Linked DNA regions of Homo sapiens: all the other regions are linked to region 1. Evidence: chromatin loops called from intact Hi-C (ENCODE). Cell type or tissue: Panc1. All regions are shown on one strand.

The links. Peaks named below come from ENCODE experiments on the same cell type or tissue, not always from the same donor. Only the 100,000 strongest peaks of a DNase experiment are listed, where the experiment ranks them.
Region 2: a loop joins it to region 1, with 13 times the contacts of the local background. A loop is called at or near these places in 45 of 110 quality-filtered maps.
Region 3: it touches region 1 in a loop (18-fold over the local background); 84 of 110 quality-filtered maps call a loop at or near these places.

Annotation. Positions count from the first base shown.
Region 1 is chr7:82,043,617-82,046,116 of GRCh38, reverse strand. All of the region lies in intron 10 of CACNA2D1 (calcium voltage-gated channel auxiliary subunit alpha2delta 1), which reads left to right. Among named protein-coding and RNA genes, the nearest start is that of CACNA2D1-AS1, 36 kb to the right of the region's middle. In Panc1, CTCF peaks have their summits at 1,215 and 1,430 (motif pointing left); a DNase peak (open chromatin) is centred at 1,406; H3K27ac peaks cover 471 bases.
Region 2 is chr7:82,728,635-82,731,134 of GRCh38, reverse strand. No RefSeq gene overlaps it. Among named protein-coding and RNA genes, the nearest start is that of CACNA2D1, 290 kb to the right of the region's middle. In Panc1, CTCF peaks have their summits at 1,299 and 1,499 (motif pointing right); a DNase peak (open chromatin) is centred at 1,564.
Region 3 is chr7:82,570,997-82,573,496 of GRCh38, reverse strand. No RefSeq gene overlaps it. Among named protein-coding and RNA genes, the nearest start is that of CACNA2D1, 130 kb to the right of the region's middle. In Panc1, CTCF peaks have their summits at 789 and 1,086 (motif pointing right); a DNase peak (open chromatin) is centred at 1,066; H3K4me3 peaks cover 575 bases.

The DNA of each region.
Region 1 (2,500 bases):
TCCTGGAATGAAAAGGATACCCATGTGAAGATAGCAGTTTTTCTAATTTACTCATGAGAGCAATTTTAATTTGACAAAAATTTCTAAAGTTACTGCAGTAGGAAGACAGTTGTGAAGAATATCACATGACGGGATGTGGTAGCTTTCTCCTCTGTTATTAAACTGTAATTGAAAATGATTAAAGACCTTAGAGAAAAGTGCGTCAGGGAATTTGCGCTTGGGGTTGAGCTCTGAATCTTGGTTGCTGTTTGACTCTGAACACTTTAACATCGTACACCTCATTTCCTCAACTATATAATGGGAAGCCTATTAAAACTAAAACTGTAGCTTGTTGAAAGTTAAACAACTTAATGGATATCAAGTGTTTAGCCTGGCACGCAGGTGATTCTCAATACATGTTAGCTAATACTTTTTAAAATTATTCATATTAAAAAGCAAGCTCATGAAATAACGGAGGGACAAAGGACTAAAAAATTACAGAAATGTATTCAAAATCTTAATTTGTTGTAAGGAATGTATCATGAATGAATGTATCATAAATGGGAAATTTCGCTATTTGTAAAAACAAATTGCCTAATTTTGTTATCACCTCATAGTGTTGGGGAAACTAAATTCCACCATGACTATATACCAAAACCCATGAAACATCAGTAAGGTTACAGATGAATAATTTCCTGACTGATAGACGGTTGATTTTCTAAGTACAAAACTCTTTTAAGAAATAGTAAAGGAATAGGCTCATAGGTTTAGATTAAATAGTAAGCAACAATCTGGAAAAACAGAACTACACAAAAATTAATATATGAGAAGGGTCATTTTGCTAGCAATCAAATTCAAATAGTTAAAATATTGAAATATTTTTATTTACAGTTCAGCAAATAAAAAATGGGAAGTGTTTATGAGGCTGCAGTGAAACTAGCACATATATACTTTAAATTGGCACAAAATTTTTGGAAAGTAATTTGGTAACAGATAACCTAGAAAGCATTTTTTTCTATTAATCTGGGCTTTTCTATTCATTTATTGACTTCTGAAATTCAAAGACATACTAAACATACAAAAATGCAGCTAAGTCACAGTAGCAAATGAACCAAAGTCCTGACTGCAGTTATAACATTTCACCCAGACATTGAATTCTAAACAGCCACTTTATAAATCTTATTTCTTATCAGTTTTCCAGAAATAACTCTTAACTGGGAATGTATCCACATATGTAAGAATAAATGTTATCAGCTATTTTATCCGGATTTTAGAATAATCATTTTCATATAATCTCTTATAGTCCAAATCTACTATGAAAAATATGAAAATCAAAATAAATTTTGAAAGTTTTTTAAAAATAGGAATAAGTACATAAAACAAGCACAGCCAAAATTTTGGAGCGCACAGCCTCTGGTCATTTTCCTTTTATTTTCCTGCATTGCCATCTGGTGGCCAAAATGTGGATAGTGTCTGATACCATAATTTGTGTTTGTACTTACTAATATGCAAAATTTTATTGTTTCTTATTTAAATTATTTAATCTTACAAAATATAAATTTGTTGTGTATGTTATCCATCATAGTTAACTTGTGTAAATAAGTGTACTAATATTATTTTAATTTAAAAAATCCTTTTCCAAAGCAGTCAGGTCTGGATTTGAATTATTATTTTTGCTGATGATTACATGGCTTGAGCCAACAATTTTGCACCATTATTTATTTTACATGCCAGAAATAGAGAAAATAAAACATTAAGACATGTTAAGTAATAAATATTGAACAATTTTTTCAGAAACTATAGTTGTGTCCTATTTTTGCTTCTTAAAAATGCTTTAGGACTAAACAATGTACAAAGTACCCTAAAGAAAGCCTGCCTTTAAACATTTAGAATCCATACATAGGAGAACGGTCTTTCTGAGGGGAAGGGATGCGAATTAATAGACATGTTGAGAGCTGGATACAGTGGCTCATGCCTGTAATTCCAGCTGCTTGGGAGGCCAAGGTGGGAGGATCACTTGAGGCCAGGAATTCGAAACCAGTCTGGGCAAAATAGTAAGACCCTTTCTCATTTTTAAAACTAAAAATAATTTTAAAAAGACAGGTTGAGTGGGCAAATAATAAATGAGCTACTTCTCTTTCACTGAAGTTTCAAGTAGAATATGTGACCTTAAGAATGTCTTTTGTCATTAATTCTTAATGTTTCCAGTGCAGAACTACTTGACTGCACTAAACCATTCAAAGGAAGACTTGGTACTCCAAGAAGATGTGTTCTAGTTGCCATTTCCAGACAAAGGGCACTTCCCGTAACTTTCTGCTTCTTTGACTTGTAGCGTGTATTAAGGCAACAGGAATATTTCATTGTTTGTATCCTGACATAATGTGATGACAAGCAGAGTCCCTCTTCTCAGAAATATTTTATGGAATGATTTCATATTCAGCAGGGGAAATTAGAGCAAAAATAGAGACTGCCTTTACAAAACCAAAAGCTTGGGTTATTTCATTTGAGATACTGATACTTT
Region 2 (2,500 bases), 690 kb before region 1:
CCTTCAACATTCTTTTATTTATTTATTTATTTATTTATTTATTTTGAGATGGAGTTTCGCTCTTGTTGCCCAAGCTGGAGTGCAATGGCGTGATCTCGGCTCACTGCAACATCTGTCTCCCAGGTTCAAGCGATTCTCCTGCCTCAGCCTCCTGAGTAGCTGGGATTACAGGCGACTGCCACCATGCCCAGCTAATTTTTGTATTTTAAGTTGAGACGAAGTTTCACCATGTTGGCCAGGCTGGTCTCGAGCTCCTGACCTCAGGTGATCCACCCCGCTCGGCCTCCCAAAGTGCTGGGATTACCGGTGTGAGCCACAGCACCCAGCCCAACATTCTATTTTTTAAAGACACATTTTTTAAAAACAGGAAAATTGTTACAAATTATATTAGTCTAAGCACTATCATAGTTCTCTAAGTTTAAAGAATTACCTATTAAGAAATGTTCCCCTTCTCCATGTGATTCAGGAGTAATTTCCTCCTAATTGCTAGCAAGGTGAAGTCTACTTGCTACTAAGGAAGCCATTATTGGTCTATATATTAATAGAGTGATAATTGAATACCTGTGGATGAGAATTGAGTAGGGGATACTTTGACATGCTCAGAGGAGTTTCATTAAACGCAAAATCAGAAAATGCTGAGAAGCTTGCTAGCAATTAATTAATTATTTTATACCAAATGGCTTTTTAAACTTAATTTCAGCTGGCCAATGCTGCTAACTTGAAGCTGGTAAGTATTAAAATCTACATTTGAACTGATGAAATTTGATAAGAAAGAAATAATTCAGTGCACCATTGACAGTTCACATCAATGTGTTTCACATTAATGGCAGATCGGATAAATGTCTGATTTTTGAATATTCATTTTGAACAATGAAATTGAAATAAAGTAAAATCTTCATGAAATTTGTGCTTTAATTCTAAATCAATAATTCCATCATCATGAAAACTGTCAAGGAGAGACAATGGATATGAGAGGAACGGGACATAGAAAGACAAGATTTCACGTAAAATTAGTCTTAAATATTTCTCTAAGTGGATTCTTGAAATACACATAAAATGATTTTAGGAATTTGAATTCTATGTATAAAGTTCAAATCTACAAATAAAGTTATGATGAACTTCAACTGGCTAACACATGTTCAATGTTCTACCTAAGTTGAGTATCTGAGACACAGTGGGGGTTGCCTGTAACTCGAACTCTTAGTGCCCTGATCATGTTGACTTTTCCAAGCTCAAATCTGGCTTACTCAGTTCTCTGAGGTCTCCAAAGAAACGAATGCACCTGGCAAATCATTACCTTGGCGGCATCCTGCCTGTGAAAGATTTGCAATTCTCAAGTTAGTATTTTATTTCTTAATTTTACTTTCTTGTTTAAAAATTTACTTTTTTATTTATTCATTCATTTACACTTATTGGCCAATATTTGTAAAGCTATTTTCATTTCTTCACTTGTAAAAATAATTTTTGATCCCATGATCCCCAAGGGAGTCAGGTACTGTTGTCTTTGCTCTACAGCCCTTTGCCACAAGGTGGGAGTATAACTCTTTGAAAGCAAAGAACTTCCAAAAAGTTTATTTCAAGATTTATGCAAACACAAAACACGAGTACAACATACTCTTATTTTACGATTCAACTTCTCTACAGCTTTAATAACTTTAGAAATTTTCCACTGTGAATAAATATTTCTTAAGTGACTATAAATCATAAGAACTGAATTCATTCTGTAAGAATGACGATGTTGACATTGCAATAATCACACTAATATTATCTAAGCCCTTATTTTGTGCCAGGTAATGTACTAGGTGTTTTACGAGCATTGACTCAACGTTCACCACCCTATCTTTACTTAGGTGCAATCATTGTTACCCTTTTTACAGAAAAGAAAACCAAGACTTAAATTAGTGAAGGTACTTATTCAAAGTTAGAAGTATTAGAAAAGGGGTTCTTATTTATCTTGCCTTTTAAGATTGTGTCTTATGCTATATTTTATATTTGAATTAGAGTTGTGCTTTATAAATTAATACGACGATAATCTCCAGGGGGCACATTTTACAAAAACAACATTTTGAGACTCCTTCTTTGAAGATTCTAATTTAGCAGGTCTGGAACATGGCCTAGCAAACTGTATTTTGAGGAAATGCCCCTTAAGATCCTTATCAACAAACAAGCTTTAAAACTACTGATTTACTGCTGCCTTTAGATTTAACTGATCTATTTATCACCTATTTCCGGAACTGTACTTTTTAATTCAAGATTTAAAAATCAAGGTCACAAAATCAAAATAATGTGAACTCAGGCTCTCCAATACTATGTGATGTCCCAAATGTTGAGGACTCAGGTGAGTAATGTATTGTAGAAAGGGTGATATGCCTGTGTATTTTATGCTCTACCATAAAAATATCCCAGTAAAATTTATACTACACAATAAAGTGAAATCAGATGCAAAAGCTTTATCAATTTAAAAGTGTTTAACATATCTAGTGGGTATTTTAATGGCATG
Region 3 (2,500 bases), 530 kb before region 1:
GTGGCTCACACCTGTAATCCCAGCACTTTGAAAGGCCAAGGCAGGTGGATCGCTTGAGGTCAGGAGTTCGAGACCAGCCTGACCAACACGGTGAAACCCAGTCTCTACTAAAAATACAAAAATTAGGCTGACATGGTGGTGTGCGCTTGTAATCCCAGCTACTCAGGAGGCTGAGGCAGGAGAATCGCTTAAACCCAGGAGTCGGAGGTTGCAGTGAGCCAAGATCGTGCCACTATACTCCAGCCTGGGTGACAGAGACTCCATCTCAAATAAATAAATAAATAAGGGAACAAACTCCCTAACAAGGTGACTGCCTAAGCAAATATAGTTACCTCTCTTCCTTCTCCAAATCTCTTTGAAAAGATCACAGAAATGTACAAATAAAACTAAATTCAATTTGCTGGTAGAAAGCTATAAAATATACAAACTATATAAATAATAAAATTCAAACCACCACTCCACCAGCAGCCAAAAGCAGTGAAGAGATTCTGGAAGTTCTGAAGCAAACAAGCCAACACTGCTGTGTATAATGAAGAAATACTAAGCTGAGGAACTTGCAATGATTACAGACAAAAAAGAATGAACCATAAAAAGGGGCTGGGTACCCAGCAGAACCTTAAATAAAAGCCCCAGACAGAGACAATGAAAACTGGAAGCCTGGTCAGCTAGGAAATTAATGAAGGGAAGAAAAAACTATCTGCCTCTGCAAGAGTAGATAACTCCAGCATTGGCCTCCAGCCTTAATTCAGGTTAAGAATCAACCAATCAACCAATACTTTATGGATGGGCATACATTCAGTAAAATGCTGTGATAACACCAATTTGGATATAATGTGAATGGGAATTGGCTGCTGCACTCCTCTCATCCTCCATCTGAAAAAGTGGGAGAAATAGTGGATCCCTTCATCTCCAATATTCTCCTGGGTCAGACTCTCCTGCTGGAGAGTCTGGGGAGATGAAACAATTGTAAACTAACTAGGAAGTTTCAAAATCGCTAACGCTATCCTGGAAGTCCTTGGCATCCAGACACAGGAACCAAAATCAACTGCTTGCTTTTTAAACCAGAGCCTAACTTCCACCAGATGGCGCCAAACCACAGCAGGGACTGAAAGGAATGGGGTTAGATGCTGCAGTGAAACCGCCGGAAACGGGTCCTACTGCAGCAGGACACAGAAATCTGAATGAAAGAAACCCCTTATTTTATGCGATTGTATTTTTAGGGCGCACTTCTCGGGTTATGGCAAGGTTTTTCTATAATTAGAATGAATGGTTCTTCCTCACTGCTTCTATACAAATATTTTCTTGTTAGAAAATAGGCACCTGTGAAATTTAAAGGTCGGTTGAAGCTCCCTGACTTTTCCGCTAAGGCTTCCAAATATCCCTTTTCAACTTACGCGATTCAAACACCATGATTGACCATGCGACTGTATAAAGTTTATTTCTCATTCTATTCGTTTTTCCAATTTTAAAACTACAAAAAATTAGAGAAAATTTTATTTATTCCCAGAATTGAACATGTGTCAACTCAGAGTATAATAGTGCTAATCACTATCTACATTTAACTTAATGTTGATTAGCCAAGCAGTACCCATGTTACCAGTGTTCATTATGTTCAAAGTTCTCCAAAGAATGATAGACTTTAATTAACATTGCAAGAAGCTCTGAACGTTCAACCTTCCCTCTACAGCTATTAGGAGTCTACTTCTTAGGGCTTTGTCTACATAAGGCAAACACTCCCCAGAGCAAATCACTGTTCTCTTCTGGCCTCATTTCAACAGAAAAAGCAGGGACCATGAAAGTCCTAGTGGCCTGCTCTTGTTTAAGCAATATCTGTTGAAAATAATGGAAGATCTTACCTTAGAACTTAAATACCTCTGTGATGGTCTTCACTACCACCCTACTAACATGATAGAAAGCCAAAATGTATTTATAAAACCTCTTTATATTTTAATATTTTATTGTAAAATTGATTCCTGAGTCTCCAACTGGAATAAAATATTACTGGTGTATAATTATACATTTGAAGCAAACATTTATAAAATATTTTTTAAATGCTGCACTGGAAGTTTTCTTAGAAAAAATAAAAACACTAATTTTTTTATTTTTTATTTTATTTATTTATTTTTTTCCTCGAGATAAGAGTTTTGCTCTGTTGCCCAGGCTGGAGTACAGTGGTGCAATCTCAGCTCACTGCAACCTCCATCTCCTGGGTTGAAGTGATTCACCTGCCCCAGCCTCCCTAGTAGCAGGTGCCTGCCACCACAGCCGGCTAATTTTTGTATTTTTAGCAGAGACGGGGTTTCACCATGTTGACCAGGCTAGTCTGGAACTTCTGACCTCAAGTGATCTGCCTGCCTCAGCCTCCCAAAGTACTGGGATTACAGGCGTGAGCCACAGCACCCAGCCAAAAACATTAATTTTAAAACTGAGAAATCTGCTATATAGAAAGAAGTTGTTGAAAAATTATACCAAATTAGTGAAAGAGGAAGAATTAGAAGTT